Regions from separate parts of the Homo sapiens genome. Here region 1 is linked to region 2. A link is a loop called in an ENCODE intact Hi-C map of the cell type or tissue named here. Cell type or tissue: natural killer cell. All regions are shown on one strand. Each heading gives the region's core, and the rest is flanking DNA. Links, peaks and the distances in the headings are about the cores only.

Region 1 (5,379 bases), core at 137-5,136, 58 kb before region 2:
ATCCCAGCATTTACACAAAGAGATTGTCTCGTATTTTAAATTTTAACCCCAGCTTCTTCAGATGTGTTAGTCATTTGATGACCTCTAAGATTAAACGGTATTTCAGTCTGGGCTAGTCTTTCTTTTTGAATCAAGGCGGTTCTGGTGTGATGAAAATGTGCTTAGGGAGGAGAGAGATCTCATTACAGATGATTGAGATTGAGTATTTTGGTACACAGAGCTGTTTATTTGCATCAGTTTGCTAGTGACACCACAATCTGGTTTACATGTGAGTCGCTGAGAGCTTTTGTAGCCTAATATGGCTACATTTGCTGAAGCAGGGAGATTAAAGCAACATATGTCAATTTATGATATAGGACAACCCACTGCAAAAGACTTTACCTAATTATAGGGCCTATTTTGGGAGGGTAATGGTGCTTTTTGTGAAGTATATTTTGGGATGCACTCACCCGGCTTCTAGGCCAGTAATATCTTCCCAGAAAGGGTGTGGTGTGTGCTTGTGGACATAAATATTTTCTTACCAAAAGCTGTGGTGTAATATTCTCTCAACTTTACTACCCTTCATTTTTCTTTTTCTGATAGTCTTTTCTTTTGCAAGAATGCTATGAAAATGTATTCTGGAAAGCCAGAGAAATGGAAGATAAAAGATCTCATTTCAGATGGCCAAGTCCAGAGATAACAGAGATTTTATCAGTCTACTGTTTTTAAGATGAATGGGATTTGGAGGCATTCAGCAACACTGACTAATAAACAGAGTTGAGGGAGGTGATAAAAACACCGTGTTGGCACTAGATATTTTTATGTAAGTATCTGTGGGAAAACTATCCATTTGCAACCCCTTGTGTCCCAGCCAGCACTGCCCCTGCTCCACTCCAACCCCTGGGTGATCCTCAGGGGCCATTTCCATGCCTTTGCTGTTGGCTTGTGACCCAGGGTAGGTATCTGCTTTTACTTTTGTTCTTTAAGACTGTGCCTTTCACCCACTCTACCTATTAACTTCTCTGTTAATACCTGAGACTTTTGGCCTTCAAGGAGAGGTCAGAACTTGCTGTCTGGTCTGCAAAATAAAATTAGCTTCTTATTTACACAATGTGTGTACAGGGGGAGGAGAAGCTGAGATGAAGAGTGAAAATGGACAATTTTGTAACCCAAAATCCAACCAGACCTAGGGGCTGGAGAAATGCTTTTACCTAAATTCTGAGTCATGAAGGCCATAACATGAGAGCAAGAATATCCCATGGGGAGAGTTAAAGGCGGAGAATCCCACCAGAGAGCCCTCTGGAGAGGTGTCCCTGAGACTCCCTGAGCAGCCTGTGGGCCCCTTCCTCAGAACTGGCCTAAGAGCTCATTAAACGCACAGATCCTGGCCTACCCCAGACTGGTAGAATCAGACAGAATCCCTGTGGTGGGTGTGTGACTTTATTCTTAACAGCCTCTCCAGGCGGTGCTTATGCACACGAAATTGTGAGAATCCCTGTTCCAGTCTCCATTCTCAGCTTTTCTTCAGGGCTTACAGTTCCATTTGAGGTTGTATGCAGCAGTCTGGCCCCGCCTTTAAGACTGATTCCCTTCCATAAGCGTCACTTACATATTTAAAGAACAGATCCCTAAAGCACATCATTTTGAAAATCAGCCCTGTGCATAGGAGGGTAGGGTGTCAACTTCTGTGTTACTGTGTAACCTTGGTTCTTAAAGTAATTTCCACAGTCATTGTATCACTTGCTCACTAAGAAAAGTATCATTTTCGTTCCAGGTTAGTTCTGGCAACATTCTAAACCAGATTCCTTGAAGTTGCTTTGCGGGAGGCCATCCTGCTCCTCTGCTACAATCACCCAAGTATTTGCCATCTGCTTTCACTCTAAAATTCACACTATGCTGTAGTTTTTATCTGTAGCAACACTTATAAACCAAAATTTCCCACTTATTAAGGGGAACATTTTCAGAACAAGTAGCTGTCACATATTCTAGTGCATGACTAGAGAGATAAGACTGTAATAGTTCCCACCTGGGATCCAGGTGGTTGGTCCCACCCCACAGCCTTTCCTCTGATGGCAGGCTGCTTGTGCAGATGCATATTAGGGTATCGTAGGCATAGCTCATTTAAGTTTGTAAACAGCTAGCTGGGTGCAGTGGCGCATACCTGTAATCCCAGCACTTTGGGAGGCTAAGGCAGGTGGGTCACTTGAGGTCAGGAGTTCGAGTCCAGCCTGGCCAACATGGCGAAACCCCATCTCTACTAAAAATGCAAAAGTTAGCCGGATGTGGTGGCACACGCCTATAATTCCAGCTACTCAGGAGGCTGAGGCAGGAGAGTCACTTGAACCTGGGAGGTGGAGGTTGCAGTGAGGCGAGATCACGTCACTGCACTCCAGCCTGGGTGACAGAGTGAGACTGCATCTCAAAAATTAAGGGGACTCCATCCCCTTAATAAGTAGGGGGGGAAAAAGCTGCAGCACATTTGATCTTCCCAAACCACTTCCTAGGCAGTGCAATGTTATCACCAGTTGGAGGCTCAGATAATTTAGCTGATGTCTAAGGCAGGAGGCATTTGGGAGTGTGTGGGGGGGATGGGGAGGGGTTTGTTGTTGTCCTCACAAAGACTGGGAGGTGCCATTGGCACATGATGCAAGAGAAAGTGGGGCAGGGATGGTAAATGTCCTGCAGTGCCTTGAACAGTCCTGCCCAGTGAAGAGCTGTCCCTAACACAGTGTTCATAGCACCCCTATGGAGAAACACTGCTCTGAGGTTGTACTAGAATGCAGTAGAGCCAGGTGCACACCCGCACTATCTGAATCCAGATCCTTTATAGCCCTCTCTGTGTTAAAGGCATCACAGAATTAATTTCCACTTCATTGGGAGCTCTCAGTCCCTGAAAGTTGAATCCAGAGTGGCTATTCTGCAGGTCATGCGATTGCTGCCCCAGGCATCAGAACTCAGGCATGGCCCACTCCATATGGAAACAGGCTCTCTAAAACCCCAGTGGCCTGGCTAGCCAGCATGTTATATTGTACCTGTCCTATCTCTATCAGTGTCCAGTGCAGGTGTGAGAGAGAGTACTGTCTTTGGAAAAGATGAGAGCCCAGTAGGATGCTCGGCCCACAGCCTCGCATCCACCTGACTTAAAAACCATCGTGATAGCAAATTGGGTGTTGATTTCAGAAGTTTTTGATTTGTTATCTTAAACGTCATACCTATCTGGTGAACCCTTACAGGAGCTGTTGGAGTTTTGTTTAAAGTTTAGTTTTGATGTCAGCCAGTAAGGGAGCTGAGACAGTGGCTACATCAGTTTGATGAGCACACAATGAAATTTATTAAATTGGTAAAAATAAAACCATATTGAATGAAAAGGAACCCAGGGCAACTGACCTGAATATAGATGTTGAAGGGATTCTAAAAGAGGGAGAGAAGGAGTAGTGATATTATCTCATCTTTTTTTCCTTTCCTGTTTTGTATTTCTCCCTCTCCCTCTCCTTTTCCCTCTTCCCCTCTCCCTCCCCCTCCCCCTCTCCTTTCCCCCTCTCTCCCTCCCCCTCTCTCCCTTTCCCTTTCCCTCCCCCTCCCCCTCTCCCTCTCCCTCCTCTGCGTCTCCCTCTCCCTCTCCCTCTCCCCCTCTCTCTCACCCGCTCTCCCTCCCCCGCTCTCCCTCTCCCTCTCCCTCTCGTTTTCCCTTTCCCACTCTCTCCCTCTCCCTCTCTCCCTTTCCCTCTCCCTCTCCCGCTCACTCTACCCCCTCCCTCCCTCCCTCCCCCTCCCCCCCTCCTCCTCTGCCTCTCCCTCTCCCTTTCCCTCTCCCTCTCCCTTTCCCTCTCCCTCCCCCTCCCCTCTTTCCCTCCCTCCCTCTCTTTCTCTCCCAGTTTCTTTCCCAACTTTTTATTTTGGAAAATTTCAAACTTGCTGGTTGGGAGAATTATAAAACAAATTTCAAACTTGCTGGTTGGGAGAATTGTAAAACAAACACTTTATGTCCTCTGCCTAAATTCACCATTTGTTCTACATTTGCAGCATTTGCTTTATTCCCTCTTCTAATTATATATATAAATTATACATATTATATAAAATTTTGCTGAACCATTTAAAAGTACCAAACATCTTGACACTTTACCTCTAAATATTTCACCACCCGTCCCCTAAGAATAAGGACATTCTTTTATATAACCATACTATAGTACTATTTCCACATCTTAAAAATTTAATAATAATTTTATATTATCTAATATTCAATTCATATTCAAATTTCAACAATACAGTCCCAAATAATATTTTATAACTTACCTCCCCGCCCCCACCCCAAAATCTGTAACTGATCAAATACACTTGATGAATTTGGTTGATAACTTTTCCTTCATTCATTATATAACTTTAAACAATGACTTTTTGAAAAGTTCAAGTTCGCTGTGCTATACAGTGCCTTACACTCTGGGCTTGTCTGCTTCTTCACAGCATTGTTTAGCATGCTCTTCTCTTCCTAAAATTGGTTAGATCTAGAGGCTTGTTATTAAGTGGAGGTTAAACATCTTTTGCCAAGAATACTTTATAAATGATGTCATGCACCTGATATTATATCACATCAGGGAGCAGAAGAAGTCACCTTGTTCCACCATCCTCAGTGCTAGGTTTCATCTCTTGGGTAAGATGGTAACCAGACCTAACCAATGTCAAGGTGCACCTTGAGTTAATAAATCATCTGTAGTCTGATACATGGGTCATTTGTGAACATCCTGCTCCAGCCTTCCTTTCATCCAGTGGCTTGAGTAACCATGGATAATCCTCACCTGATTCAGTTATTACTTTGGAATATTGTCTGATATTTTTTACTCTTTCCTTTCTCTTCCTGAATTATTCGTAGTGTATGACCTGGGCCTTCATATTTTTGCAGTGATGGTTTTCTAGCCATTTCCTTGATGGTCACCTGGATTTTGCTGTGATTAGGCTAAACATTTTTTTTTCTTGCCCTTGGGTTAAGAAGGAATAACTTTAGCAAAGCATTTACTACATGCTAGGTACCACACAGGCTCCTCATGTGTAGAACATTTTTCACTTTCTTCCCACATTACAGCTTAGACTAGTGAAGTGACTTGCCCAAGGTCACCCAGACTCTATGGGAGAGTAAGATCAAGCCATATCTGTCAGGTTTAGAGCTAGGATTTTTCAACAATTCCATGTTCCCTCTCATCCCTTCTGGCCATGCCCCCCATCCCTGCCCCCACTACTACAGTTCTTGCCTCAGGCCACAAGTGCCTGCCTGACTGAGTAGGTCCCTAAACAAGGAAAGTCAGCCAGGAGACTGCAGCTGGAGAAGCACAAGCTATGCACCTCTAAAGGGCAGGTACTGCTGGACCTCAGACGAGCCATGCCTGACTGGAAACCGGGATCTTTATG
Region 2 (5,379 bases), core at 204-5,203:
TATGTTCACCCTCATGCTGTGGTGACTCTAGCTTTCCTTTTAACCCAGGCCTTGCATGGGTTGAATACGTGCTAAGTACCTTTACCCATCCTTCCCACCTTCCCAAAGGTGCCTGAAGAGACACAGACAGGCAGTCTAAGGCCATCTGTCTTCTGATGATGCAGGAGAAAAAAAGAGGCAAACACAACCCCCATCCTTGTGCCTACCGTGAGAAGCATAAGGGCTTTGCCAGCCCAGACTGTTAATTCTACTGACACAGCCATTGTCCTTGTTCATTCATTCACGAGTGCTGGATATGGACCCCTGGGTCTGCAGGTATCATTCATTAAAGTCACTAGAGAGGGCCACTTGTGTTGAGCATGTGGGTCTCCACCGTAGTCAGGAGGAGTCTTTGTTTAAGAGGCTACCTGATCCCTTATAAAATTTGAAAGTTAAAACACAGTACTCCCAAATGTTGGCAGATTTTTCTGCCTTGAGTTATTTGGTTTTAATATATATGCATGTCCTTTCTCCCAATACTGCCTTCAGTCCTGTAAGGCCAAGAACAACGTCTGTGTTTCTCTGTAACCTCCTTTGATTCTCCCCTCAGCTCCTGGAACATGGAACATAAAAGCCCTCAGTGAGAACTTGTCAGCTGATGCAAGGAGAGAGTGGGGTGCTGGTCTTCATGTGCCTTGCCTTCCACACAGTGGGGCTGGCTTGGCTTCATTTTTAAATTGTTTTTAAAGAAGGGAATCTGGTCATGGAGTGTTAAATAAGAATAGGCATGACCTTACGGGCACCCACATTTTTGTTTTAAGCCAATCTCTTTTCTTACCTTTCAAAGAAATCTAAGGAAAGAAGGAAAGTTGCCAAATGAGCCTAGCTTTGCATGGTCAGACCTCTGAATGCTAACTCTCCTGAGGAAAGTCCCACTTGGGATGGGGCAGAAAGACAAGCCCCACTCTTCTCTGTGGTCCTTGAATAGTGCCATGACACATTTCTTCCCTTGGAACTACCTACACAGCAAATTGGCAGCTTGGTAAAAAAGGTGGACTCTGGCCGGGTGCAGTAGCTCATGCCTGTAATCCCAGCACTTTGGAAGGCTGAGGTGGGTGGATCACTTGAGCGCAGGAGTTTGAGACCATCCTGGCCAACATGGCGAAACCCCGTCTCTACTAAAAAATACAAAAAATTAGCCAGGCGTGGTGGTGGGCGCCTGTAATCCCAGCTACTCGGGAGGCTGAGGCAGGAGAAGTGCTTAAACCCGGGAGGCGGAGGCTGCAGTGAGCCGAGATCACGCCATTGCACTCCAGCTTGGGCAACAAGAGTGAATCTCCATCTCAAAAGAAAAAAAAAAAAGTGGGCTCCCTGTCATTTCTGTAGGTCATAGCAGGCACTCTGAAGTGCAGAGAGACCAGAATGAAAAGGCAGACTGCAGGGAACTACTATTAGTTATCAACTGCTGTATAACAAATTGCCACAAAACTTAGCAGCTTAAAACAAAACACATTTAATTTCTTTTTTTTTTCAATTTCAGATGTTTTTTATTCAGAGGTTCTTAAAAGAAATAAAACAGAAAAGCTAACAGTCTGATCAAACATACAGCTCAAAAATGTCTTTTGACGTTTAACAACAAGTCCTAGGAAAGAAAACTACAGAGTTATCTTGAATGGGGTAAATAAGTTACCACTGGCAAGTCTGTGGCACTAGTAAAACAAAAATAAAAAATTAAATCTCGGCCAGGCGCAGTGGCTTACACCTGTAATCCCAGCACTTTGGGAGGCTGAGGCAGGCAGATCACGATGTCAGGAGTTCAAGACCAGCCTGCCCAACATGGTGAAACCCCGTCTCTACTAAAAATACAAAAAATTAGCTGGGCATGGTGGCAGGCACCTGTAATCTCAGCTACTCGGGAGGCTGAGGCAGGAGAATCACTTGAACCCGGGAGGCGGAGGTTGCAGTGAGCTGAGATTATGCCACTGCACTCCAGCCTGGGCGACAAGAGTGAAACTCCATCTCAAAAAAAAAAAAAAAAAATTAACTCTCTTGATCATATAGATATCTCTATATCTCTTTTTTTCAATCGGGTACAAAAGATCTTTCTTCATAATTTTTTTTATAATTTAATGGCTATCTACTATATGATGTTTAACTAATTTTTTTTTTAATATACAGAGGTTATGTTTCCCAAATCTTACCCAGACGAGTATGGCACTTAGTTAGACATTTCTGGCAACAGATTTCCCCTCCCCTCTAACCAAACTATCAAATTTCTGCCTTAACTAATGCAGAAGTATCAACTAGTGGGAGACCCAGGTTTATAACTGTACTAGGTACACAGAGGGTGCTGCGTTCAGCCTGGGCTTTCACAAAGCAGTAATATTCCAGGGAGCATAGAACCAGTGATACCGTGACTTTTAAAAAATAAAACAAAAACAAATTTATCTTATGACTATGTAATTTTCACTAGAATCTACACTTCTCAGAGCAGCCAGGACTTTGGAAACTATGAAATGTCACTGACATTTATCATCAAATACAAGCATAAAATGTAAGAACTAAAAAATACTCAAAAGAAATAACTGCTTAGCCCTAGCTTCTGAGCTAGGAGGATTTGGGCTGTGGAAACAGGGAGGGCCAGCAACCTGTCCCAGCACAAAAGAAAATAGACTCTGAGGTAGATAACTGATCATACACAGCTGACCAGACAAGTACACAGTTTTGGAAGGCAACTTAATTTACCATTGCTTTTAAGACATATGCAATTGCCTTAATAAAAGAGCTTTAATAACAGTGTATTATCTTATATGTACTAAAATAGAAATAACTGTGTATTTATGAATCAGGAATTTCATAGTTTCAAAACTGGTTTTCTTTACACTTGAACACTTGTAGTGATGACATAAAGTGTGGCACCGCTTGGATCCAAATCTTCCTTCATGCTTTTTTGTTTATGTGTGTCCATACATCAATTAAAATTATAAAACCTAAATTTACAGTTTCTGTGGGTCAGGAATCTGCGAATGGTCAGTTCGGTCCTTCAGAATCTCTCACAGGCTGTAATCAAGGTACGTTGGCTGGGCTATAGTCATCTCACAGTTTAGCTGAGAATGATCTGCTTCCAAACTCATGTAGTGCTGGCAGGATTCGGTGCCTCGCTGGCTGTTGGCCAGAGGCCACCCTCAGTTCTTGGTCACATGGGCCTCACCAGCATGGCGCCTTGCTTCATCAAAGTACACAAGCTGAAGTGGCAATAGAGAGAGTCTGCTAGAAAGACGGAAGTCACCATCTTTTGAAGCCTAGTCACTTAAGGGACTGCACATTCTGTTGAGTAGAAGCAAGTCGTTAGATCCAGCCCACACTCAAGGGGAGGGGCTTGCACGAGACTGAATACTAGGAGGCAGGAGTCACTGGGGACTATGCTAGAATTATGCCTGTTGGGTTGGGCACAGTAGGTCACACCTATAATCCCAGCACTTTGGGAGGCCAAGCCAGGGGGATCACTTGCACCCAGGAATTCGAGACCAGCCTGGGCAACATAGTGAGACCCCCGTCTCTATTTGAAAAAAAAAAAAGAATTATGCCTAATTATATGGAGGAAATCCTAGGCCAAATGACACTGGATATTCTCTGCTGCTGCTAGCAAACTTCTGTAAACCAGGAAGGGCCTCTCTAGAGAGCCAGATGAGAGGACATAGGGTGGGTGTGAGGAAGAGTGAGTGCTACAAGACAGTGTGAGGAGAGGTGAGTTCAAGGTAGGGGGAGGACAAGGGAGAGGGTTCCATTTTCAGCAGTGGGGCGAGCAGCACAAAACTGCAAAATGAACTGCAGATGCCAAGGGCAGTACATCCTCTAATTGGGGTGAATATTACAGAAACGGTCTTCTCTAAATTTCCCCAAGCTGCAGGAGGCATTTCCTATTACGTTCTATGTTACTGTTTTACCAGGAGAAAGGGTGGTGCATTTTACCCAGAAACTAACATAGGCTCCAAGTGGAGGAGAAGATACGACCAGCAAAGGATGTCAGTAACTGCTGCAGAGCCCTGCAAACCTGAACCCTGACGCTGACGCTGCCCTTTTGTTTGGGATGCAATTTTAATATTTCCCTGCTCCTCAGCCCTCATTAAAAGCTATTACAGAAAGAAGCCCTTCAGGTCTAGGTTTCTTTCAGATACAGTAAGGCTTCCCCTACAAAGACCAAGGCATAAACACAGCCCTGTGACTGTGGTTTTGACACGTTAATTACAACACTTCATCATGTTATTAGTGCTGGCTAGATGTAGATTGTGAGAATGAGATTTTAGTGAAGATTTAATTTCTTGGAATTAATTTCCCCTTGTGTAATAATCTCCCTTCTTGTGAATTTCGTTTCGGCAGGAGTGACACTCTTTGTGGCCCTTTATGACTATGAAGCACGGACAGAAGATGACCTGAGTTTTCACAAAGGAGAAAAATTTCAAATATTGAACAGCTCGTAAGTTTGGAGAGGGAGGAGAAGCATGTATACCTTTCAGGTTGGGAAGGGGTCTTGCATTTCTGGTCTGCATCTCTTCAGATGTCTGAAATGCTAAAAGAACATTTGCTAAATTCACTGGTTTACAACAATATACTTTGAGAAAAAGAAGAGTCAGTGACACAGTGCAGTATTTTATGGCACTGTGTGTCCAAGGAGATTTTTGGAGAGTACCAAAAATACTAGCACAGTCCATGTTTATTGGTTTTGGTTTAGGTTTAAAGGTTGTAAAATCACCAGCATCGCTCTCCACAGCCCTGAGTGTTTCTACAAACCTACAGTTTCAAGTGATTGGCACAAGCCTTGGCTACCCACGTTTCGTGCTCTCTGCCTTGAGATTTTCTTCACATTTCAGATGTTACACTAGCTAAGCCCTCACTTGAGGCTTGCAACAAGTTCTTTATTTTATAAACTGCTAAACATTTCTTTGGTGAAGCCTGTGGAGGCGTTTCCCTATAACAAAAATTTGGGAGTGACTGGAATCTTTTGGAGCTAGAAGAAGTGATTTTACCCACTCTTGAATGAATATGCTGCATGGTTGTTTAATGTTGGCCAGGAGGAACAACAGTTAAACAAGCAGTGGGGAGATTTCAAGAGTGAGGATCACTCACTTTTCAAATCCTACATTCAGTACCTCCATAAGAAGAGTAAACACGGGTCAGATTTTCTTAGGGTTTATAAATACTGCCTCTATTAGATTGAGGCAGTGTATGTGGATGAGGCCCTTCAGAAAAAAATCTAGGTTCTGAAGAAAGTGTGGGGGGGTGGGGTTCCACATCAGCAAGCCAGGCATCTCCAGCGTCCCTATGAGTGCTCCCGGTGGTTGGGAAAGAATGCCACCCAGGGGCTGAGGGGCACACCAGGAAGTTCTTCTATGCCACCAA

Evidence for each region. A loop is a pair of places that touch in the nucleus more often than their neighbours do. Peaks named below come from ENCODE experiments on the same cell type or tissue, not always from the same donor. Only the 100,000 strongest peaks of a DNase experiment are listed, where the experiment ranks them.
Region 1: a loop joins it to region 2, with 2.8 times the contacts of the local background. A loop is called at or near these places in 19 of 110 quality-filtered maps.

What each region holds. Positions count from the first base shown.
Region 1 is chr6:111,771,758-111,777,136 of GRCh38, reverse strand. All of the region lies in intron 3 of FYN (FYN proto-oncogene, Src family tyrosine kinase), which reads left to right. Among named protein-coding and RNA genes, the nearest start is that of FYN, 99 kb to the left of the region's middle. RefSeq lists a silencer at 195-254. In natural killer cell, for the core only: no CTCF peak of the experiment used is centred there; a DNase peak (open chromatin) is centred at 3,172; H3K27ac peaks cover 3,690 bases.
Region 2 is chr6:111,713,424-111,718,802 of GRCh38, reverse strand. FYN (FYN proto-oncogene, Src family tyrosine kinase) reads left to right here. Exons shown (of 14, transcript NM_002037.5): 5 at 4,360-4,456. Among named protein-coding and RNA genes, the nearest start is that of TRAF3IP2, 110 kb to the right of the region's middle. In natural killer cell, for the core only: no CTCF peak of the experiment used is centred there; DNase peaks (open chromatin) are centred at 3,202 and 4,192; H3K27ac peaks cover 2,839 bases.